Linked DNA regions of Mus musculus: regions 2 and 3 are each linked to region 1. The links are chromatin loops, found by intact Hi-C in ENCODE. Cell type or tissue: heart. All regions are shown on one strand.

Region 1 (8,000 bases):
CTCTGAGTCCAGACCAGGTCTTCTCACCCTCTTCACTGGACCTAGTCTCTGCTCAGTCCACATGCACCAGGCTGTCCTCAGACTCACAGACCAGCCCACTTCTGCTGGGACTGAAGCTGTGTGCCACTGTTCCCGGCAGCAGCACCATTTTTGTGCTTATGAAGACGGTGACAGTGTCTCAGAGAAGGGGCAAGCTGTCCATTTGCACATTCCCTGCACACTCCCAGAACTCAGAATGCATATTGAGAGGGTTGGGTGAGGGCTGGAGAGATGGCTCAGCTGTTAAAGGCCAGGCTCGCAACCAAAACAGAACACAGTCATGTTGGAGCAGAGGGTAGCAGCTGCTGTGTCGGGGTGAGAGACAGCAAGGTTAGTGGTGACTTCTAAGACAGGTAACGCTGTATTCATCAAGCCACAAGACAGACGGGGGCTTTGGACTTGGTCAGTTAAGTCAGGAAGTCAGCAGCAAGCAGACAAGCCAGTGCCAACCTGGACAGCAAGAGTGGAGGCAGGCCAAGCGAGTTCAAGAACCTGGGCGTTGGTAGGAGTGGAAACTGAAGGAACACATAGGAGCCTGAAGGAGCAGAAGAGCAAGCTTCATCCGTGGCAGCTTCCTGCCCCACCCAAGCAGTGAGAGCTGACTCAGTCCGGCGGAGGCCCTTGAACAGTGAATGTACTTGGGAGCGGGGACACAGCTCTGAGGGCACCCAGTTTACAGACACCACCGAAACCCAGTGTGAGCTGGGACAGTTAATCCAACAAGCCGTTGTTGTAGCAGACAAGAGCTGAGTGCAGCAGCCACACATTGGGCAGCTCACACTTACACGTGATTGTGCATGGAACACAGCTATGTTCTATCAATGAAGATAGAGCTGGCCAGGGAGATGGCTCAGCAGGTAAAGGAAAGAGACTTGTCTTGCAAGCTTAAGTGACCTTAGTTTAGTCCCTGGAACCCATACAAAGGTGTGCAGAACTGACTCCAACCACATGTCCACTATCCTGGTATGTGCTTCCCCACAATAATAATAAATATAACATTAAAAAAATACAACTGTTAGCCAGGTGGTGAGGTGCACACCTTTAACCCCAGCTCTAAGGAGGCAGAGGCGGAGGCGGAGGCGGAGGCGGAGGCGGAGGCGGAGGCGGAGGTGGAGGCGGAGGCGGAGGTGGAGGCAGAGGGATCTTTGTCAGTTTGAGGCCAGCCTGGTCTACAGAGGGAGCTCCAAAACAGCTAAGGCTATACAGAGAAGCCCTGTCTTAGAAAGCCAAAGCAAGCCAAACAAACAACCAAAAAAAAAAAAAAAAAAAAAAATCTAAAGAACCCTGCCATTCTCAGTGATCCAGTGTGTTAGACAGTTTCTCCGTTTGAAATTTTTTTAAGATTTATTTATTTATTTTATGTATACGAGTACACTGTAACTGTACAGATGGTTGTGAGTCTTCATGTGGTTATTGGGAATTGAATTTTTAGGACCTCTGCTCACTCCTGTTGGCCTTGCTCGCTCAGGCCCAAAGATTTATTTATTTATTATTATATATAAGCACACTGTAGCTGTCTTCAGACACACCAGAAGAGGGTGTCAGATCTCATTACCGGTGGTTGTGAGCCACCGTGTGGTTGCTAGAATTTGAACTCAGGACCTTCAGAAGAGCAGTCAGTACTCTTATCCGCTGAGCCATCTCTCCAGCCCTGAAAAATTTAAATTTGATACTGTGTGTATGGACAATGTGTATTACATAAATGTGTGTCTGCAAAGGTCAGAGGGCAAACTCATGGAACTTTCCCGCATTTTCTGGCCACTTTGCTGGCCCTCTGTTTTTGGCTAAGGACTGTGAGGCTCAGAGAAGGCCAGCAGCTCGCTCATGCACAGAATCAGCAGCAGTAGGTCCAGGTTGCAATCTCCCTCTCACTGTCTGAAGCCCACTCTTCTGAACGCTGCTCCATAAAAATGGAAAGTGTTTAACCCCAGCACTCAGGAGGCAGAGGCAGGCAGAGCTCCAAGTTCAAGGTCAACCTGGTCTACAGAGTGAGTTCCAGGACAGCCAGGGCAACACCGAGAAACCCTGCCTCTAAAACAAACAAACAAACAAACAAACAAACAAAAGCAAAACCCAGAAACTGTCTGTTCCCAGCCTGCCACAGGCCTTAAGGGAGCAGTCAGCAAATGTTGGCTGAATGGGTGACTCATCTGAAGCAACTTTAGTTCTTATGCTCCTGTCTGTGCCCTTTTGTTAGATTTTGACTTCACTGCTTAAACCCATGGGAGAAGTCTATTTCCTTCCTTCCAAACTGAACTTGAAATAGGACAGTTTTATGTTTCTGATTTTGCTTAATTCCCAAACTATGAACTCCTGAGACAGGGATTTTACCCAGCAACACCTTAGCCTAATAAAGCTAAATATTGAATACTAGTGATATTAAGCATTCAAAATCTGGAAGCATGAACAAATGAGAGGCAAACTGCCTGATCAGTCATTCTTCTTTTCCTTGGTGTGACTGGATTCCTGACAATAGCAACTTAAGGAGGACGGAGGCTCCCAGTTCCAAGGTGCATAGCTCAGGACAGGCATGGCCCCAAGAGATCAAGGAGGCTGGTCTCATTGTAACCACAGAAGCAAGCAGAGAAGGGAGTGTGGGTGCTTAGCTTGCTTTTTCTTTGTTCTTCAGGTTGGGACCCCAGCTCGAGGTGTGGTGTTGCCTACATTTGGGATATGTCCTCTCTCTTCAGTTAAAGATTCCTAGAAACACCCTCATGGGAGCACATGGAGGTCTGTTTCTACGGTGATTATGTAATTTACTTATTTTTATTTTACGTACATTTGTGTTGAAGGTATGTCTGTGTGAGGGTGTAAGACCCCTGGAGCAGGAGTTACTGACAATTGTAAGCTGCATTGTAGCGTGTCGTCAAGTTGCCAATGATGGTAAATCCACTTTGGCTGTGCTGTATAGATGGTGTGAGGAGGTGACAAAGTCGTCTGGGCTGGGCTGGACGCGGCTGGTTAATTCTTTTCTGCATTAGTGCAGCGCTTGGCTTGTTTGATGCTCTTCCAGGGGCTAGAGATGTAGCTCAATCAGTAGAGTGCTTATCTAACATGCATGAAGCTCTAGGCTCAGTCCCTAGCACCACATAAACTAGGCACGGTGCACACACCCATAGTCCAGGACTTACATGTAATATAAGAACAGTGAGGCAGAATCAGGAGTTCAAGGACAGCCTGAGACCCTCTCTCAAAAAAATTTTTTTCTGAATAACAACTTTTTTTTTTTTTACATTTAGTTATTTTATGTGGATGTGGGTATGTGGGCCACAGCACTCATGTGGCCAAAGAACAACTCGCAAGAGTCCATTCTGTTTCTCCCATGTGGGTTCTGGGGATTGATCTCAGAACATCAGGTTGGCAGCAAGCCCCCTTCTTGGCTGAGCCATGCTACGGCCCTTGCTGTAGTTTCAATAATAAAGCCCTATCCATTCTGTGTAGTTCTAGTGCCTGGAGAGAGATTACTACATTCTGGGGACCCTCCAAATCCAAGGAATGTCATTATGTCTACCCAGTGTTCATGTCTCCAGAGAATACACATTTCAGTTCCAAGAAACCGCACCAAATAAACACCGTTGTAAACACAGCCACAAAGGAACGGAAGCAAACCAAACCACCCTAAGGGAGGCCTGAGTCCTCACAGCGGGTCAAGAGCATTTCTAAACAAACACAAAAGGAATCAATCGCACCTGCTCCAGAGCCTGCCAAAAGAATAGAAAGCAAATCCAAGAAAGTCAGACTGGCGCCCAGAGCACCCACTAGGGCCAAGCAGGAAGCTTGCTGAGGGAGGAGAGGCCAGATTAGCAGGTGTGTGTGGGGGCACCCCAACTGCATGCCCCATGGGAGGCACACTCAGGTGGGTTACATAATCGCCTGGCTTTTATTGAGTGATCACAAGCACAGGACATATCGGCCACTCGCTCCCTTCGGTTGCTAAGGGACAGGCTGGTAATCAAGTGTTAAGTTGTCCGTGTAGATGAGAAAAGGGTGTCAATACAGTCCTTGGAGCGAGGGCAGGGCGTTCAGAGGTTAGCAGCTGAGTATCTGCCCCATCCCTTCTGTTAAGCAGAAGGGCTCTGCAGCCATGGGGGGTTGGGGGGGGGAGGTTCAAGCTTTCTGAGTCATCTCAGACTTACTGAAAAATCTGTATTTTATGTTGATTTTTGACATCTGCATTAAAAATATTAGTTTTTTTTTTTAATGCACTTTGAATTCACACTTGGGATGGATCATCAAAGAAAATGCAAGTGCAGAAGAATCCAGGACCTCCTGGTGATTTATCACCCAAATTGCTGTCACTGGATCCCTGTTCTCCTGGGTCCCACAGGCAAAGTTTGGAACCCAGATCTCTGGGTCTGTGAAGTCAGTGTTCCCCTGAACTGTCTTCAACCTTTGAATCTGGGACAGTCCTCAAATGCTTTGTGTTAACTCCACCCCTTTGTCTTCTGTGCCATAACACCGAATGCCTTGCCACCCTAGGAATGTAGCCAAAAGGAGCCAGCGGCCTGCATTTGGGACTCAGAACAAATACCAGCAGTCACAGCATCCCACAGAGCTCTGGAGGTGCTGAGAAACCTGCACATAGACTTGTTGTCTGCTTTCTACTAGCAGAACAATGTTGGCCCAGGCAGAAGAGGATTCAGGGATATGAAGGCTAAGGTGTCTTGAATGTGGATCTAAGACAGACCTGATGGCTCCCAGAGTCTGAATCTTATTCCTGAATCTTCCTTCTTCAGCCTCAAGGCCCAGCACCACCATCCTGATCTCTGAACTCTGGTGTTGACCACAGGAAAACGCCTTTGCTTGTTCTTGGCAACCCTCCACCACACAAGGACAAAAATAGGTCAGTGCACCTCTCCCAAGCTCTTTGCTTTCACTGATGAGAAACAAACGCCCGTTTGGTTTACTTTCCCTTCCAACATTCAGGAAACCTCTCGACTGAGAGATTGGGGTTGGGGGTTAGTGAAGCCAAGAGTTTTAAGTTTTGAAACCTAAACCATTTGACAGGTCCCACAAAGTACTGAAAGCCAAGAGCTCTGTGGTCCAGTCAACACTCTTGCACATTGTGTCTTAGTCACTAAACATAGCTCAGCGTTTATTTATTCCGGTATCTTAGATGCAAACAGAGGAACAACAGCGAGGTAGGTTTGTGCGTCACGCAAGAGAGAACTCTCTAATGGAGCCTTCCATCCAGGGAAGAGAGAGCCCTTGGAAGTGGGAGATACTTCCCTTCTGATGATACTAACGAGCTCTTAGCTGTACTGTTAGTGTGAGTGTGGGGTGGGGTGACCTTTCTGCTATCTTTAAGCCCTTGACTCTGTGGCTCTGTGGTCTTTATCTCCATGAGCACTGAGGTCTGGGCTGGCTGGTTATGGTAAAGTGTGCTGACTCAGGAAAAGCAGATTCAAGATCACAGCTAGTCGGGTTGTGAGGAATACTTATGAGGTCCTGTGGCCACATGCAAATCCTAGAAATATTTCTGAATGTTTCCATCATGGAGAATCCAGGAAATCAGACTTCTCGTTGGAAACGCTGAAGCTTATGTTGGATCGTGTGCACACTCCTAAGTCTCCTCACTCAGAACTCTCCTGAGTTGGGTTGTTCCAATAAGCTGGGCATTTCAGAACTGTTTATTCTCCATCCTCAAGTAAATGTCATTTAGAATCTTAAACTGGAGGCATCTGAGACTGAGACTCTGCTGCCATGTCTGCTCTCTCCACACCCCTCCGTTCCATCCATACTCCTGTCTGCTACACACACACACACACACACACACACACACACACACACACACACCTCTATTCCATCAGTGACAGCCCTAGTCCTTGGGCCAAACCTTGAAGTCACATGTGACTTTCCCCTTCACAACTTATAGCCAAACTGCCAGAAATCCCTGTTGGCTCTACTATCAGTTTACACCCAGAATCTGTTTCCAGCTTCATGTTCTCCCAGGCTAGCCATCATTTTCTGTCACCAAGACTCTTGCCACAATCTTCCAAGCCACCTCTCAGTTTCCATCCTCCAGAGGAAGCAGTGGAGATGTTCTGGATGATGACAGTGCTTCCATGTAGCTAGACACTTGCCAAAGCTCACAGAGTACATTTAGACTGGCAAGAACCATATTTAAGCTGTATTGTGACAAAGTTAATTAAAATTAGTATTTGTTTAAGACTATGAAAAAAAATGCTTTCCCATTTCATTCAGAGTAAAACCCAAAGATCTTGCGGTGGCATTTAAGGTCCTATGTAATGAATCACAAACACACACACACACACACACACACACACACACTCACACTCACACAAGCACACATACACACATACTCACAGACAGACATACATAGACATCCTTATACAGCCAGATGTACAAACACACATACTCACACACATGCACACACACAGACACACATATACATACACAGATACACACTCACACACACAGAGACTCTCTCACACATCCCCTTCAACCCTTAACCCTCAACCCTCTGACCACTTGCTCAGTCCTTTCCTTTTGACTTTCTCTGTTCTAGCAGCACTGACCTCCCCACTGTGACCCAACAGACACAAGTGCTCACTTCAGGGTCTAAGTGCTCTTTACAGGGTCTTAGTGCTCCCTGCAGGGTCTTGGTGTTCCTTGCAGGGTCTAAGTGCTCTTTGCAGGGTCTTGGTGCTCCTTGCAGGATCTTGGTGCTCCTTGCAGGGTTTTGGTGCTCCTTGCAGGGTCTTGGTGCTCCTTGCAGGGTTTTGGTGCTCTTTGCAGGGTCTTGGTGCTCTTTGCAGGGTCTTGGTGCTCTTTGCAGGGTCTTGGTGCTCCTTGCAGGGTCTTGGTGCTCCTTGCAGGGTCTTGGCACTCTTTGCAAGGGTCTTGATGTTCTCTGCAGGGTCTTGGTGCTCCCTGCAGGATTCTGGTGCTCCCCTCAGGGCCTTAGTGTTCCCTGCAGGGTCTTGTCCATGTTGCTCCTTCTTACTATATATGCATGACTTTTTTCTCTTCACCTTCAAATATCTTTTCAATTGTTCTTTATATATAAGAAGTTGGATTGATTTTTAAATTACATTTATTTATTTCTTTTAGTGTGTGTGTGCACATGTGCATGCATTGAAGTCAAAACACAAATGATGAGAGTTGTTTCTCTCCTTCCACCAAGTGGGGCCAGAGATTGGCCTCAGGTGCTCAGGCTTGGTGGCAAGCACCTTTCCTCACTGAGTCATCTCAACAGACCCTCAATTGTCGGCTTTGTAGTAAGGCTTTTCTGGACCATCCTGTTTATCCAGCCTGCCTTCTAGTAGAAGCAATAAACAGCTATATTTAGTGCAATCGTCAGCACAGTTGGGTTTAAGCCCATTGTTTTGCTACTTATTTTCAATATATCCTATCTTTTCTCCATTTCCTTTGACCTCTTCTTCTGCTTTCTTCTATGTGAAGCAAAACAAGAGGTTTTTAACTCTCCGTTTTGCCTTTTATTGGCTGGTTAGCTTTTCAAAGTCGTGGTTGTCTCGGTAGTTTCCCTAGAAATTTGAATATGCTTTGGAACTTACCAATGATATTTCTTAAAATATGATTATAGCATTCCACATATAAAGAAAGAAACATTAGTCTACCCATCCTTCCTGCCTTCCTGGCTTTTGTGCTATCATCATGGTGCCTTAGTGTAATCCCTACATGTGGTATGAACCCTGCACGTTGTTGCTAACTTTTGGTTATTTCAAATTTGTCCTTTCTGTGGAAAGCACATAGCCTTCTCTTCTTACTCTCTGTAACCCCGACAATAAGAGGATTGTCTGTATTTCTCTCAGCATATTCACACATTTGCTCAAGCCTCTTGTCAGAAGCCAATACCTTGTCCACCCTGGAGCTGTCCCTGGTCTCACTGCCCTGTGACCACCACCAGTAACACCAGGAATGACTCTTTGCTTCAGTGATCCCACAGACCCTGCTGGAGTCAGCGATGAAGACCTAAA
Region 2 (8,000 bases), 60 kb after region 1:
ACATAATCAGAGAGGAGGAAGGCTCAAATGACTGTGGATGACCCTGGCTCCTCTGACTGGCCTGCAGGATGAATCCTTTCTGCTTCCTCATAGATAGTTCTCCAATTAGAGAGCGGACTCCTCTCTGCTTTGCCTTTTAGCTCCTCATCCAGCCCAGGCCTCTCACGTGCCAGGAAAGCATTCTGTCACTGAGCGCATCTTGCATCCTGGTTAAGGATTACTGAATTCCCTGGGAGGTGCCAGTAACCAGGTAGTCTTGTGGAATTCATCATTTGGTGGGGAACCTTGGGTCAGTGATCTAATCTTTTACAGTGTGGTGCCCTGGTCTATGGGGTAGGATAATAACACACCCAACTCATTAGGTAACACACAGAGTGCTCATCAGCATACCTGACACTTAGTGGACATGTAATTACTGAGTGTTGTTAGGTTCTATTAAGAAATGACTGGTGTGGGTCTGGGGTTGCTGGTGTCCTGAGGTGCCTGCTGGTGCTGAAGCAGAATCGTCACCCAGGGACGTTGGGCCTCAGACACAGCTGGCATGGGATGAGTCCCTGGGTTCTGTACCCATTCCCCTTGCCTAATCTGGAAGAAAGCAGGGTGATCAACAAGGCCTTGCCAAGGAAGAGAATGATATTCAAAAGTGTGATTATTTTACAGCTATCATTTGTTTGTTCTTTCCTGTAGGAGCCACCCGGACAGCTACGTGGTGGAGAGAAAGCCTGGGGATGCCACGCTGTGTGACTGGGTCCAGTCCCGTGGTCAGTCAAGGAGTTGGTTGCAGCCTTCGAGGCCTGCCTTCAGTGCAGCCTCCCAGTGAGGCCTGCCGCTTGTCTGGGCCTTAAGTCCCTCCCTGGCCTCCTCTTTGGTGAGGTTTCTGAGTCCCCCTAGACATTGACCGTTTCTGCTTCTCATGAGCAAAGACATCTTGCAGGTACCTGCTGGAACCTGCCACATCAGATCCCACCTGCTTCTGTGTTCCCAGGTCTTCTGGGAAAGATGAGGTAGAATCTCTGATGTTCCCAGTAAGGTAGATAAGCTACCTTCCAGGGGGCAGCATCTATACGGCTGCCACTGTTGTGTGGTTCCAGGTAAATGCCAAGATCTTTGTGCCCCAGCTGACCGGTCAGCCCCATTCACAAGGGCAAGCTTCCCTTAGGCAAGGAGAAACGAAGATGAGTGGCAGAGAGGGGGAGGGGCCACTGAGCCATCTCCAAGGCTCCTTCCAGGTCTGTGATTCTAGGATTATAGTCATCTTTCAATTTTTTATTTTTATTCTTTTATTTTGCATTTATTTATATTTTTTTTACTTTTGTACTACTGGAGGTTGAACCTAGGGCATTATACATGCAAGGCAGAACTTTATCATGGAGTTGGCATGTTCCCAGCCCTAAAATTGTAACAGTGAGCTGAAGATAGCTTGAACCTGGGCCAAACACCCCAGGGGAAGAGGAGGAAGGAGAGGAGGAAGAGAAAAAGGAGGGAGGGAGGGGGAGGGAAGAAGGAGAGGAAGAGGCAGAAGAGGAGGAAAGGAGGGAGGGAGGAGGAGGAAGAGGAGGAGGAAGAAGAAAAGAGGAAAGAACAAGACAAACAAAAGAAATGGAATGTCCAAGGGGGTGAATGGGGAGCATTAGAAAACCTTTAGAATTCCCATTTGAGCCTTGTCTGCATTCAGGACCATTCTTCAGCAAGGCTCTGCTCTCAAGAGTGTCTAGATTAACCAGCACCAGACTTCAATCACATGCCCAGTCTGGCTAATTGCTGCGGCCTGAGGTACCAAAAGGGCAAGTGACTGGAGGGTTGGCACCTGGGCCTCCTGCCTCTGAGTCCCGAGTGTCACTTCCAGCTGGTTTGATTTGCCCTTCCCAGTGTGTGTGGTCATGCCTTGTCCTTTCCTAAGCCCCCTGAGCATTTTCCCTGTGGTTTCATAGTTCACTCTGCTTGTTGGAGTGGGATGGGGCTTTACAGACCTGCTGTGTTACCCTCCAGTCGTTAACTATGAGATCTGAACATAGTTAACCTGTGCTCTAGTCTTCTAATCTCCAAAACAAGACCACTGGAAGCCAGTGTGCAGAGTCACTGTCTCACTCGCGAGAGAGGCCCTGTCTCAAAAAGCACCCTGTGCCCCCAAATTAAAAAACAAACAAAGCCAGGCGTAGCTGTGCGTGCCTTTGATCTCAGTGCTGGGAAGCAGAGCCAGACAGATCTCTGCGAGAGCAGCTCAGCTTTGTCTCCATAGTGAGTTCCAGGACAACCAGGGCTACATAGAAAGACCCTGTCTCAAAAACAAAAAAATAAAATAAGAATTAAATAAAATGCGTAGAAATGATATGGTTTTGTGTGCCCATCTCCTGCTTAAACTGTGTATACCTGCCTATTAGGAGCTGTGTGGTCTTGAGCAAACGACCGTGCCTCGGTTTCCTGCACTGTAACACAGGTAGAGATGAACGCTACCTGTATCAGTGGGCTTTGATTAAATGAGTTAATACTTGTTAAGATGCTTGTCTGTAGATCACAGGTGGTGTGCGCAGGACCCCAGCTGTTAGTGTGGCTAGAGAATGCCCCAGGAGAATGCCAAGGGAATAAAACCAACTCCAAATCTCTACCTGTGGCACCTGGGACTCTAAGCATATGGCCGATTCCCAGGAGCTTCCTGCTCGGAGTTATTCTGGCAGCCTACCTCTCTCCACTCATATGAAGGTGTCTTGGTGGCTGCTGAGCCATCAGTCCTGTGTTTTGTGGCACAGATGTGTCAGAAGGTGCATTGGACAGGAAAGCCAGGGTGTGGGACTTGGGTTGTCCTGGGAATACAGGCTCCCTGGAAGGAGTTGTCACTCAGAGTGAGCCTCTGAGTTTCATCAGCACTGATAATGTCCGAGGCCGTTCTCTGGGTAGCTATCAGGGCATGATCTTCTAACCTGTGAGCAGAGGAAGGAGATAACAAGGCTCCCCTGAGGCTGGCAACTGGCTTTGTGCTCTCCAGGGAGAAGTGCTTGGGAAGGCTGCCATGGGGGAGGGGAGCTCAGCTGCTGGCCCAGCTGCTTGCTCACTGCTGGTCCAAACTGGCTATGCTGGATCTGCAAGGAGAGGACACTCTCACAAGTCAGCAGAATCAGTCACGGTTGGAGTACCATGCTGTGCCAGGCTCAGAGGCACAATGCCATTAAGTCCTCATCCAGACCCTCAAGGAGTTCACCAGCATGCCAGAGGGATAGTGTGTGCTGGGACAGGTGCCAGTGGCTTGAGAGGTTCTGTCAGCTCAGAGGGGAATTGTGGGGGTGAGAGTGGGGATGGGGGTAGGGAGCTGGTAGATTTAGCCTAACTATTGCCAACATTCTGTCCTTCTATAGTCCCAGGGGTGTCCAGGCTTTTTCTTCTCTGTTATCTACAGAGTTCATATTTGAGAAGCACTCGATGAAGTTACAAAAATGTCGTTTAATGTTTGAAGAGATTTTATTATTCTGTGTTGGGCCACACTGATGGCTCTCTTGGGCTACACGTGGTAAGGACTGCACACTGCTGTGTGTGCACACTACATTCTTCCATTTATTATTCACAGCAATGTTTTGGAGCAGGTATCCATATTCTCGCTTTCAGATGGGGAAGCAGCATCAGAAAGTGACAGGAGCAGGAAATCCTGTCACCAGGGAACAAGGACAGGGCTGGGCTTCCTACCTACTCTATGCTCTAGAAGACCACACATTCACCTTCCCGGCTAAACTCCTCAGAGCCAGGAGGGTGGTTCTGGATGTGACACTGGAAAACATCCATTCTCTCAGTTTCGGGACACCTTGGTGACTTTACTTGTAGGTCTTTAACCCATAGATGTGTCCCCGTGTCTGCTCCTGTCCTAGGCCAGGAAGACGCTTGTAGGCCTCTTGTGCAGTGCCTGAGGGACACCTGCTCAGCCTGCCTTGTCACCACCTAGGACAGGAGTCCTCTTCAGAGGCTCTCAGTGCATTTCCAGATGGCTGTTTTGTAGACAATATCAATTTGTCTAGCTCTGACAGGGATGGCAGGAGGTGCGTGGTAGAGAGGAACCACATTGTTCCCTTACCTGGAAGAGCTTGCTTGATGCGTGAATGGCAGATGAAGACTATGGCAGCTCGACCTCCATGCTGGGTTGAATTGATGCTGGCTGCTCACAAGCCTCGAAAAACATACATGCTTGCACAAAATATATACACGAGCCTGCAAGTACTGAAGGACCAACCAACCGATCACCTATCTAGCTGCAGGAAATTGATTCAATAAATTCAGGTGCTCTAAAAATGCCACATTACTACATACGATTAAAGCCAGGGTCAGCAAGACATTCTGTGGGGAGAGGTGCTTGCCACCAAGTCTGATGACCTGAGCTGGAAGGAGAGACAAACTCTGCAGCTGTCCTCTGACGAGCACGTGTGTGCTGGGACACGGAGGCACGCGTATAAGGGTGCAAACGTTGTCTCCGCCTATTTTCTTTTGCTGTCACAGAATCTTACCACTTATAAAGAATAGAGATTTACTCCGTTTATGGTTGTGGATAGCCAATAATGAGATGCCAGCATCTGCTTGGCATTCGGTGAGGCCTTCCTGATAGGTCACCACATGATGGAGGCTGTCACATGGCGAGACTGAGTTGTCCTGCTATAGTCAGACTCCTCACCTTCTTATAAAGCCACTAATTACATTGTGGGTCTACCCTCATGACTTCATCCTAATTCTCCAAGGCCCAATCCCCAGATATAATTAACATCAGTAGGGATTAAGTTTCCAACACATAAAATTTAAAGACAACTTTTTTTTTTTTTCTGAGACAAGGTTTCTCTGGGTAACTCCGGCTGTCTTGGAACTCACTTTGTAGACCAGACTGATCTTGAACTCACAGAGATCTGCCTGCCTCTGCCTCTTGGTGCTGTGATTAAAGGCACGCACCACCATGCCCACTGAGGAAACATTTTTTTAAAATATTTATTTATTTATTATATGTAAGTACACTGTAGCTGTCTTCAGACACTCCAGAAGAGGACATCAGATTTTGTTACAGATGGTTGTGAGCCACCATGTGGTTGCTGGGATTTGAACTCAGGACCTTTGGAAGAACAATTGGCACTCTTAACCGCTGAGCCATCTCACCAGCCCCCAAGGAAACATTTTTAAACCATAGCACACTTACAGGAAAAAAAAGATTTATATTCATTATTAATAGACACTGGTTCTGACAGAAAGAATAAAAGGTTATTTTAGTTATTTCCCCCCCCCCCTTTTTTTTAACAGAAAACACATTTAAATGCAATTAACCTGGCAGGCTTTTAAAGGTTTACTATTTTAATTTCTGTGTATAAGTGTGTGGAGCTGTGTGGCACGTGATTGCATATGCCTGTGGAGGCCAGAGTGGTGAGTTCCCCTGGAGCTGGGGGTACAGGTGGTTGTGAGTGGGGGTCCCATGTGAATGATGGGACTTGAACTGGGATCCCTTGCAAGAGCAGCACCTCCTGCACCCTGCTGTCCCTAGAACATCTAGAGATGTGTTAGGAAGAAACCTGAAGCCAGAAAAAGAATCACATGATCTGGAATGTTGGAAAACAAAACACCTTTCTTATTTTCTTCCCCCACTTTCCTTTTTATGGAGAGAGGCAAATACACTGTAGAGCAGTGGTTCTCAACCTTCCTCGCACTGGGACTCTCATACAGCGCCTCTTGTTATGGTGACCCCCAACCACAAAATTACTTTCATTGTTACTTCATAACTGTAATTTTGATACTGTTATGAATTGTAGTGGAAATATCTGGTATGCAGGATATGTGACCCCTGTGAGAGCCGAGACCTGCAGTTGAGAACTGCTGCTGTAGTCAAAGGGGAGCTGCAACAGGTGAGAGCCAGAGGCATTTTAGGAACATTCCAGGCAGGTGAGAAAACAGGACAGGGGCTGTAAGGGGCGGGGCTGTAAGGGGCGGGGCCAAGCTGCTCTGGAGGTCAGTTTCTTATGTTTCCAGCCCCGGGGCCCTTTTGACCTCTGCATGGAGAAGCCAACTGCCTTCCGCTGTTCTGAGTCTCTGCTGAGTGGCAAACATGGGCTGAATAGCTTCAGATCCAACCATGAAAGTGAAAACATACTGGTGATCGGTGTGAAGACAATCACGGTCATCTCTTCCAGAGTTCTGCTCCCGTGAAGTTCGTTCCACATGAAGGAAGAGCCAGCCGTCATCAGGCGTCTTTCCAGTCCTTTCCTCTTCTGCAGTTGTTTACAGTTGTCTTGAGACCTTTCATCCTTTTTCCCTTTCTGGAGAGCACAGTACTGAGGCTCGCCCCCGCGAAGCTAACGGGAGCTGATGAAACATTGTCAGTGTTTCTGCAGAATCCTTATCAATGGCGTTCGATCTCATGTTGGTAAAGACTTCCTGCGGGGAAATAGTTGAGACTCCAAACTAAGCAAAGTTTGGCCAACCCGAGAACCATAAAAAGCAGGGACTTCTCGGGCCTCTGCCGCTGCGTTTCTCTGCCTCTCTCTCATGCTTCTTTTCTTTCTGTTTCAGACAGGTTAGCTGTCTCCGCTTCCACAGCACTGTCTGACCGCCATTCTCCATCACAGCAGATTGACTCGGGTGACTGTCTCCGTGGTTACAAGTGAGTGAGCTGTGACCAGCAACCTGGTTTATAATATCTCATTGGTCCATGGGAAGATATAGGTTCTCAAAGGCCTGAGAGGTCAGCTGGACAGGTGGCAATGCCACCCTTGTTACTCAGGAGGCTGAGGCAGGATTCCAAGTTCAAGTCTGGGTTGCAGAGTGAGTTCTAGGCCAGTCTGGGAAATTTAGGGAAGATCCCATCTCAAAACACAAACTTTTACAAGGGCTGGGTATCTATAACTTAGTGGCTGAATGCTGGCCTCATGTGCAGGGCCCCTGGTTCAAGCCTGGGCGCTGGATGGTACTGGGTGAAGTAACGTTATGTCTTCTTAGTGAAAATTGGATGAAAAGAGACTGAATAATCAGATAGTGAGTAAGAAACCTTAAAAGGAGGCTGGAGAGATGGCTCAGTGGTTAAGAACACCATCTGTTCTTCCAGAGGTCCTGAGTTCTGTTCCCAGCAACCACATGGTGGCTCACAACCATCTGTAATGGGATCTGATGCCCTCTTCTGGAGTGTCTGAAGACAGTGACAGTGTACTTACATATATAAAATAAATAAATCTTAAAAAAAAAAAAAAAAGGGCTGGTGAGATGGCTCAGTGGGTAAGAGCACCCGACTGCTCTTCCGAAGGTCCAGAGTTCAAATCCCAGCAACCACATGGTGGCTCACAACCATCCGTAAGGAGATCTGACTCCCTCTTCTGGAGTGTGTGAAGACAGCTACAGTGTACTTACATATAACCAATAAATAAATCTTAAAAAAAAAAAAAAAAAGGAAAAAGAACCCTTAAAAAGTCATGTAAGAAGACTGGCCAGATGGACTTGCAAGATGTCAAGGCAAATAAAGGCTCTTGCAGTTGAGCCGGATGACCTGGGTTTGATGTCCACTCCCACATGGTGGAGGAGAAAACCAACTCCCACAGGTTGTGTTCAGACACACACACACACACACACACACACACACACACACACCATCCAGGCACACACTCCTTTGTTTTTAAGCAGTATTTTTCACATCCGGACTGAGGCTGGGAAAAGTGCTTGGCTTGGCCCCTAAAGAGTCCCACCTGGGTATTTTAGGACCCGAGTCAAGTTGAAGAAGGCTGCTCCTCTCTTCCTCTCTTCCCAGCCCTCTCTTCAGAGAGCTAAACATGGGGACACAATCCTATAATTTTAACTGTATTTATAAACCCTCCATCCTTTATGTAATGCCTTTTTCTGCTCCGAGATTACTCCCAATGTCGCTGTTTTCTCAGAGGAAAGAGACGGTAATTATAGGTCAAACACCAGCTCGGGAAGCAGACGGGCAGCAGAGAGCTGAGTGTTCCCTACTCTCTTCTGGGTACACCCTGGACACCCCTGCTTTCCCTGTGCCTAGGTCAGCT
Region 3 (8,000 bases), 67 kb before region 1:
AACACCATTTAAGTCAGGAAAATAATTATGAGCATAATAATGAGGTTGGGGGGCCAGGGAGGGGGCTGGAGAGATGGCTCAGCGATTAAGAGCATTGACTGCTCTTCCAGAGGTTCTGACTTCAATTCCCAGCAACATAGTGGCTCATAACCATCTGTAATGTAATATGTTATGTCTGAAGAGAGCCTTTTTTTAAAAAAAAAAACATGAGGTATGTACTCATTTTTTTTTTAAGATTTATTTATTTATTATATGGAAATACATTGTAGCTGTCTTCAGACACTTCAGAAGAGGGAGTCAGATCTCATCACGGATGGTTGTGAGCCACCATGTGGTTGCTGGGATTTGAACTCTGGACCTTTGGAAGAGCAGTCGGGTGCTCTTACCCACTGAGCCACCTCACCAGCCCCTGTACTCATTTTTTAAAAAAACCTGGAGACTATAAATGTTAGTGGGGGTTTTATGTGGTTTTTTTTTTTTTTTTTTTTTTTTTTTTTAGTTTTATGCTAACATAGTAAAAAAGTTGATTGGTCCAGTTTATTCAACCCTATATGAACAAGATACTAATGATCCTAATTGAATAGTAGTGAATCCTAATTGGATACTAGTTGGTGCTAGTGAAATTTGCCTCCCTGAATGGCTGTCCTCTAAAGACTGGTAAGTTAGGCACTTTGGCCAGAATGAGGAGGAATAGCATTAGATTTTCTGGTAGATAATTTAAATTAACTGTGAATGTATTTTCTTGTCTCCTAAAAACTTAAATATATTTGAACCTTTCTAATTCTTCACCTTGTTTAAAGCCAGTCAGTTCTTCATCCTAAACTGGTGGTTCTCAACACTAGTGATCTTTGGTTATCTGATGGTTTTTTTAACATGCTAATTCAATGGTAATCTCTAGTAGTTGAGCCAGGTTATCTGTGCGCCTGTCTGTCTGTTTTACTTCATCAAGGGATTCCAGTGTATTGCTACAGTTGAGGAATGTTTTTTAAATTTAAACTTAACTTTGAGAATTTCCTAAGTGAATATTATATTCATAGTATTTCTACCTCTCCCCTCCAGCTCATCGTGTGTAACTCCACATTCTCAAATATGTATGTATGTATGTGTCAGACGTCTGTAACTGTGGGGATATTGCTGTTCTTTTAGCTACTTCCTGCTTGATCATGGGCAGACCTTCTGACAATTTTTTTTCCTAATTTTTCATTATTAAGCAGAAGTATAATAAAGCTCACACCTGTTTAGAGATAAAAACCTGAAAGTTAATTTGAATTTTTGGTTGGCTGAGGGAAAGTGGGCCACACTAGCAAGTATATATGTACAAACTGACAATATGACCAGTCCATGGTATTAGAAAGCTTTTATTGTAGGTATGAGAGAGAAAATCCAATGGTATCGAGAAGAATAGAACTGAGAGAAAAAGTAGACTAAACATGGCCAGCCAGCAGACTGGACCCGGCCATGAGCAAAGCATGAGGGACAAAGTGGGAAGGGTTTAGACAGAGGGAACATAGCTGAAAAAGCAGGATTATAAGGACAGTGAGTAATGGGGGGGGGGGGGCATGAACTGGGGAAGTTTTATTAGAGTAGTGATGGTGAGAAGAGCTAGGACTTAGAAAATTGTAACAGGTACTTTTGATGCCAAGGGAACCTGAAGGACAAAGTGTGCTTTGGAATGCTAATAAGCACCACAGTTAGCCTTTTGCCTCATCTGCCTTTTGGAATTTGGGAAAATAGTTTCCTTTGGACCTACCACTATGTACAACCTACTGAGTCCATTTAATGTTGCTTTTTTTGTGCATGTATTTAAGGCTGACCCCTGGGGATTAGAAATTTATTGGGAGGCTGGTCCATAGAGGAAATTGATTTTCCTATAGTTCTTCATCTAAGGGTGAAGCTTTATGAAATTCCCTCTACCCATGCTAGCATGTCAACTGGTATAGTCATTGTGTAGGTTTTGATTAGGCAGCCACACTGTTGAGATCTCAGAGGCACAGTGGCCGTCTAGAAGCCACCATCTCAGAGCAGGTATTCTGCCCTTCTGGCTCTCGGAATCTTTCACACTCTGGCTCCTGCAGTGTTCACTGGGTCTTGGGTGTAGGAGTTATGTTATAGATGTACCAACTGAGGGTGGGCATACGACCATGACTTATTTGAATCTTGAGCAGTGTGGCTCTCTGTATGTAAACAGTTTCCATCTGCTGCCAAAAGAAGCTGCTTTGATGAAGGTAGAGCCCTACTTTTACCTTGTTGGAGGATAAGAGGGCAAACTATTCAAAACATATTATATACCATAAAATTTTCTGTTTTTAACTGTGTATTTAAACAGTTTTTAGTTTACTCAGAGTTGTGTAGTAATTAATATGGGAGAGCAATGGATCTATCAGTCAATTTGTTAACTCCACTATATCATCCAGAGAGGCTGAGTTTGAAGACATAAGTAAAGGTTCTCTCTGTGTCTAGTTCACCTGCTGCTTGGGCAGCTCTTGTTGTGATAGAGCCCCTCTCCACCCCTAGTCTCTTTCCTGCTTCCTCTATCTTAAAAGGAAGCTGGCAGGTTTCTCTGTTGGCATTTGGTTACCTTTGCCTCGATTGCTCCATCTAATCACCTGATTTAGTTGTTAACTCCTACAAAATTAGGTGTTTTTATTCAGTGTCCACAAAGCTCTCAAGTAGTTGTTATGGGACTTTGTTCAATTTATAGCTATTATTATAGTTGAATCAGTTTGTTAATTGCTCACTCTTCCATATAGGGAGCAGAATTCCTTTTTAAATATTTTGTAAATGTGCCTATTTTGCAGTGGCCTTGTGCATACTAGGCAAATGCTGTACCACTGAAGCTATATACCTAGCTTCCACTGTTACCTAAAATATAAACAGTACAAATAAGTGGGAATTCTGTGTTCTATTCAATGCTGCTGCCTCTTTCATACCCAGAGGTAGTACTTTGATCTGCTAAGAAAGAGGACTTTTAGACGTTCCTTACCTCAAAATAGGAAGATTAGTGCTTACCTACTAGATTGGCAGGCACATTGAGGTAATGTGTGAGAACTGTGTAGAGCGTGAGCTATCTTAGACAGTAAGCTCTCCTCTGTGCTAACAGTTGCTACGCTGTCGTTTTCTTACTATCATCTCTGGTGGCAAATTCAGTGCTTTTGGAGAATGTGTTCTCTGGGGAAGGGGAATGGAATGTGTCTTTGATTCGTTTCCAACATCTTGATGGCCTCTTCCCACAGCTGTGTTCTCTACAGGGGGGAGAGACGGCAACATTATGATCTGGGACACCAGGTGTAACAAAAAAGGTAAGCTAGTTCTGTCTTAATTTTAATAAGTGCTTAATGCTCAAAATAAAATGAAATGCTAGTGATTTCATCTGATACCAGCAGGGGGCACTTGTGTTCCCTTCCTGCTCAAGTCTCAAGGTAATGATTATTGCAAAGCTATTAATAGATGTTCTTAGTTTCACATTGTCTCTGAATTATAATTCCGTCTATCTAAATTATTGATAGAATTAAAACTACTGATGTATAGTTCACTGAATAAAGGTTTGGTTGAGATGTTTTTGTTTGCTTTTAATTTTCCTTTTTTTATCCTGACAAGATGGCTCATCAGATAAAGGTGCTATCCATCAAACCTCAACTACCCAAGTTCAGTTCCTACAAGTAGGAGAGAACTCCTTAAGTTGTCCTCTGACCTCCACTCCCCTCACACACACAAAAAAATGCCTTTTAAAAAAAATCAGATTAAATTGAATATAAGCTTGTATTGTACAGGGTGGTATTAAAGGAGATGGTCGTTGGTGTGTTTATTATTAATTTATGTATTGATTTTAAAATGTTAAACTATTTTTGTGGAGCAGTTTTTTGGGTTTTTTTGTTTGTTTGGCTGGTTGGTTTTTTGGGTTTTTTTTTTTTTTTGTTTGTTTGTTTGTTTTTCGAGACAGGGTTTCTCTGTATAGCCCTGGCTGTCCTGGAACTCACTTTGTAGACCAGGCTGGTCTTGAACCCAGAAATCCACCTGCCTCTGCCTCCCAAGTGCTGGGATTAAAGGCGTGCGCCACCACTGCCTGGCAGTGGAGCAGTTTTAATTTTATATCAGCATTAAAGTGCAGAGAATTTCATATATACTGAACACCTACACAGATGCAGCCTTTGCAGTCATTCAGTTGGTACATTTTTAAGCTGTTAAGCATTGGCTCATACATAATTAATTCATAATTTGTATCAGGGTTTATTTTTCATGTTACACATACTATGGATATTGACAAATATATGACATGTATCCGCCATTGTAATATATAGAGTACTTTCATTGCCCTAAAATATGTCTGCTCTGGTGTTTCTACTTCCTCACGAAGCCTTGCTACCACTATAACTGTCCGTGGTTCTCCAGATTTTCATAAATGGAGTCATGTCGTATCTTTCTCTTTGCACAGAATTACTCTTTGGGCAGGAATACCACATTGTATCCACTCATCCACTGAAGGGTGCCTTGATTGTTTGTGTTTTAGCCATTAAGAATAAAACTATAACTATATCTGTGTTTTTCTTTCTTTGTGTGATTAAACTCACCATGGGCTCTTTGGGATTTTGTTTTTTTGTTTTGTTAAACTTTGTTTGCTTTTTCATTGTGTGTATACACAACCACAGCGCATGTGGATCTGTTTTCCCTTTTGAACATGTGAGCAGGGAATCAAATTCAGGTCATCAGGCTTGGTGACAAGTGTCTTTACCTCTACTGAGTCTCTTCGGGGTTTTTCGGTTTTGTTTTTATACTAGTTAGTCAAAAATCACAAAATTTGAGGTTCTATAGAAATGATTAAATATTGCTTTCAGCTTGAAATCAGAAAACATTAAAATCTTTGGAACCTTTCAGATGGATTTTATAGACAAGTGAATCAAATCAGTGGAGCTCACAATACTGCAGACAAGCAAACCCCTTCAAAGCCCAAGAAGAAACAAAATTCAAAAGGACTTGCTCCTGCTGTGGTAAGGTTTTAGAGAAGTGTATGTGTAAATAGGCAGTTGTTACTGTATTTGCTTGCTTTTGAGGCAAGATCTCTGTGTGTACTTAGGTTGGCCTGGAATACATGATCTTTCTACCTTAGCCTACCAAGTGTTAGGACTATAGACTGTTCATGAGCCACCATTCATGACATGAGTGGCTCTTAACAGTAGGGAGAATCAAATCTCTCTTTAAGGAATTTGTTAGGCAAAAAGATGGATGTAACTCTTAATTTCTTTGGTATTAACTGTTTATAGTTTACTTAGCCCTACTGCAATGGTTCTCAAACTCTGGTGAGAATAGAGAACATGGTAAAGATTCAGCTTTCTGAGCATATATGCATTTGTTATAAAAGGTGAAAGGGTAGTTTGTGTTATTTTTTTAATGAAAATAGGTAATATAAAGATGGATGGAGTTTTAGTTACTTTCTTCTAGATGTTTTAGACACCTTACCGTAAACATGGTGATGAAATTCATACACCTTTAGTATTAAATTTTTGGGGGTGCTTGCTAGATCTGGTACGTTGCTCTTCTGTATTTATGACTTGTAAATTTTTTTAGAGAAACATCAAAGCACTCTCAGTCATCAAATGCTTAAGCAAAGACTGTTATACGGGGACTACACTGGCTGGCAGGCCTGCTGCTAGTCCTACATGCTACAGATAAGCACCAAGATGTCAGAGTCATATGGACTTGGGAGAAAAGAAGCAAGTCACTTTGAGTGATAGAAATATATTCAGAAGATTAAGGGCACCCTGGTGTTTTGGGGGTCAGTAATTTGATGTAGAATAAACACAGATGCAGCTTTTAAACCAGTAGTTCTCAACCTGTGGGTCCCAACTCCCTTGAGGGTCACATCAGATAGCCTGTATATCAGATATTTACAATTCATAACAGCAAAATTACAGTTATAAAGTAACAATGAAAACTTTAAAGGGTAAAGGTTTCCACGACGTGTGGAGAACTGTATTAAAGGGTTACAACATTAGCAAGGTTGAGAACCACTGCTTTAAAACAATAGTTAAAAAAAAAAAAACTGAGTCATTACTAGCTACTTTAAACAAGCATCTTAACTGCAAAATTTTTTCAGTCTTCAAGAATGTGGGTTCACATTCTTAAGCAAACGAAAGTGAATAAATTCACACTTGCAAAAAGTTTTATCTCAAGAGAAGAGAATAACTGTTCCCTTTGATCTTGTAGAAAGATGGGAACCTTCAGAAATAAAAAGTAGACTACTTCCTAAGATTGTTTAAGCCACACACCCCAGAACCCATCCTCGGGTATGCATGATGCCTTGTTTTAGTCTCTCCTGGCTTCTTGCTCCCTATAGAATATCGGTCTGATCTCTTTCCCAACCTTTTGAGGATGGCCAGCAGCTCTGGGGGTGTTCCTTCCTCCTTTCCTGGATATAGCCCAGTGAGTCACTCGGTAGCTGGTGGCGTTGGGGTGGGGAATTGCTATGCTTGTGGAAAGTGAGTAGATGCAACTTACATCATTGAAGGCATCATCGGGCATGTGGGAAGTCAAGTTCAGCTTATAAGACCCCCAGCCCATCAGCAGCCCTGCCTTTTTGCAATATATGGATCAAGCATGCCAGCAAATAAGACTATCTTAGGCCCTGACCCTGCTGCAGTTTACCACCCATGTGTGTGGTTGTGCTGCTGTAGTCGTATGTGTAGTAGACAGAAGCTCGAAACATGACCATAGTACATCCTCTTTCTAGAAAAGAAAGTGGCCATTAAACTCATTAATGCAGTTTTCCTATATGTGAGGTCTGAATAAATATTTAGGGGACAGTGTAACTGCTAAACTACTGTGACTGAACAGTGCATTCTTCAATCCATACTCTGTGTGTGGGGACCAGATGACATTAAAGTGTCAAATTTCATTGAATTCCAAGAGAACTTCTGAAGGAGAAGCATTTAGGAGATAAAGTTCTTTTCTGCACGTGTAACTGAGCATACAGCAGCATTTTCTGGTGAATGAGACACAGGGGAAATCGATTTCCTACGCTGTAGGGAGCTCTGAGCAGACTTGGACAAGTCATCCTTCAGTGACCGGTTTATTCCTGTTATGTGTGGTGTGCTCGTGTTGGTGTGCATGTGTGAAAATCAGAGGACAACCTTTAGAAGTCATTTTTCTCCACCATGGTCTCTTGTGACCAGACTCAGGCTGCCAAGCTTGCACAGCAAGTGCATTTTTATCTTCCTGACTATCTTGCTCACTAAGTTCATGTTAACATACATGATAGTCATGTTTAGGCTGTTTCCTTAGTAACATCTAGAATTACTGGGAAAAGATTAAGGGACCAGCAACATGGCTCAGTGAGTAAAGGAGCTTTTTCTATCATTCCTGATGCCCTGAAGTTGATCCCTGGAACCCACACAATGGAAGGAAAGAATTTACTCCGGCAAGTTGTCCTCTGACCGCCACATGTGTGCCCATGTTACACACATGGCATGCATGGAGAGATCAAAAACAATTTATGGGAGCCCAGTTCTCTCCTACCATGTGGATTATGAATATTGAATTCAATTCTTCAGGCTTGGCAACAGGTGTCATACTCACTGAAACATCGTACCCAACTAAGGGAATTTTTAAGTGTGGTTTTGTTGGTTTGGTTTGGTTTGAGACAGGATCTCTAAGTAGCCTAGTTGACCTGGAACTTATTATGTAAACCAGGCTGGGCTTGAACTTACGAGAGATTTACCTGCCTCTCCTCCCACCTGCTAAGTCTAAAGGAATGCACCACCATGCCCTGCCTTTGTTTTAATAAATTAAAAAAATATATAACATATATTCTTTTCCCCTTTCCCTTTACTCTTGCCTTCTACCCCTCCCTGGTCTCAAAATCATGGCTTCTCTGTCTTTGTTATTGTTGCATACACACATATGCATGCATGCTAAATATAAATATAACATGTTGTGCTTATTTATTATTTAGTATCTATGACTTCAGGGCTGAGCCCATGGTATGGAATAACTGGAGAATAACTGTC

What was found. Hi-C counts contacts between places; a loop is a spot of excess contacts. Peaks named below come from ENCODE experiments on the same cell type or tissue, not always from the same donor. Only the 100,000 strongest peaks of a DNase experiment are listed, where the experiment ranks them.
Region 2: a loop joins it to region 1, with 6 times the contacts of the local background. A loop is called at or near these places in 4 of 42 quality-filtered maps.
Region 3: it touches region 1 in a loop (3-fold over the local background); 5 of 42 quality-filtered maps call a loop at or near these places.

What each region holds. Positions count from the first base shown.
Region 1 is chr1:191,491,054-191,499,053 of GRCm38, reverse strand. No RefSeq gene overlaps it. Among named protein-coding and RNA genes, the nearest start is that of Gm32334, 7.7 kb to the right of the region's middle. In heart, CTCF peaks have their summits at 576 and 3,817; DNase peaks (open chromatin) are centred at 573, 3,773, 4,508 and 4,863; H3K27ac peaks cover 2,819 bases.
Region 2 is chr1:191,430,668-191,438,667 of GRCm38, reverse strand. Gm31987 (a long non-coding RNA gene) reads left to right here and starts at 5,926. Exons shown (of 3, transcript XR_373879.4): 1 at 5,926-6,373; 2 at 6,520-6,610. Gm32200 (predicted gene, 32200) reads left to right here. Exons shown (of 6, transcript NR_151615.1): 6 at 688-2,328. In heart, no CTCF peak of the experiment used is centred here; DNase peaks (open chromatin) are centred at 1,847 and 3,027; H3K27ac peaks cover 1,814 bases.
Region 3 is chr1:191,558,410-191,566,409 of GRCm38, reverse strand. It overlaps Dtl (denticleless E3 ubiquitin protein ligase), which reads left to right. Exons shown (of 15, transcript NM_029766.3): 6 at 3,234-3,299; 7 at 4,873-4,985. Among named protein-coding and RNA genes, the nearest start is that of Dtl, 13 kb to the left of the region's middle. In heart, a CTCF peak has its summit at 3,376 (motif pointing right); a DNase peak (open chromatin) is centred at 6,429.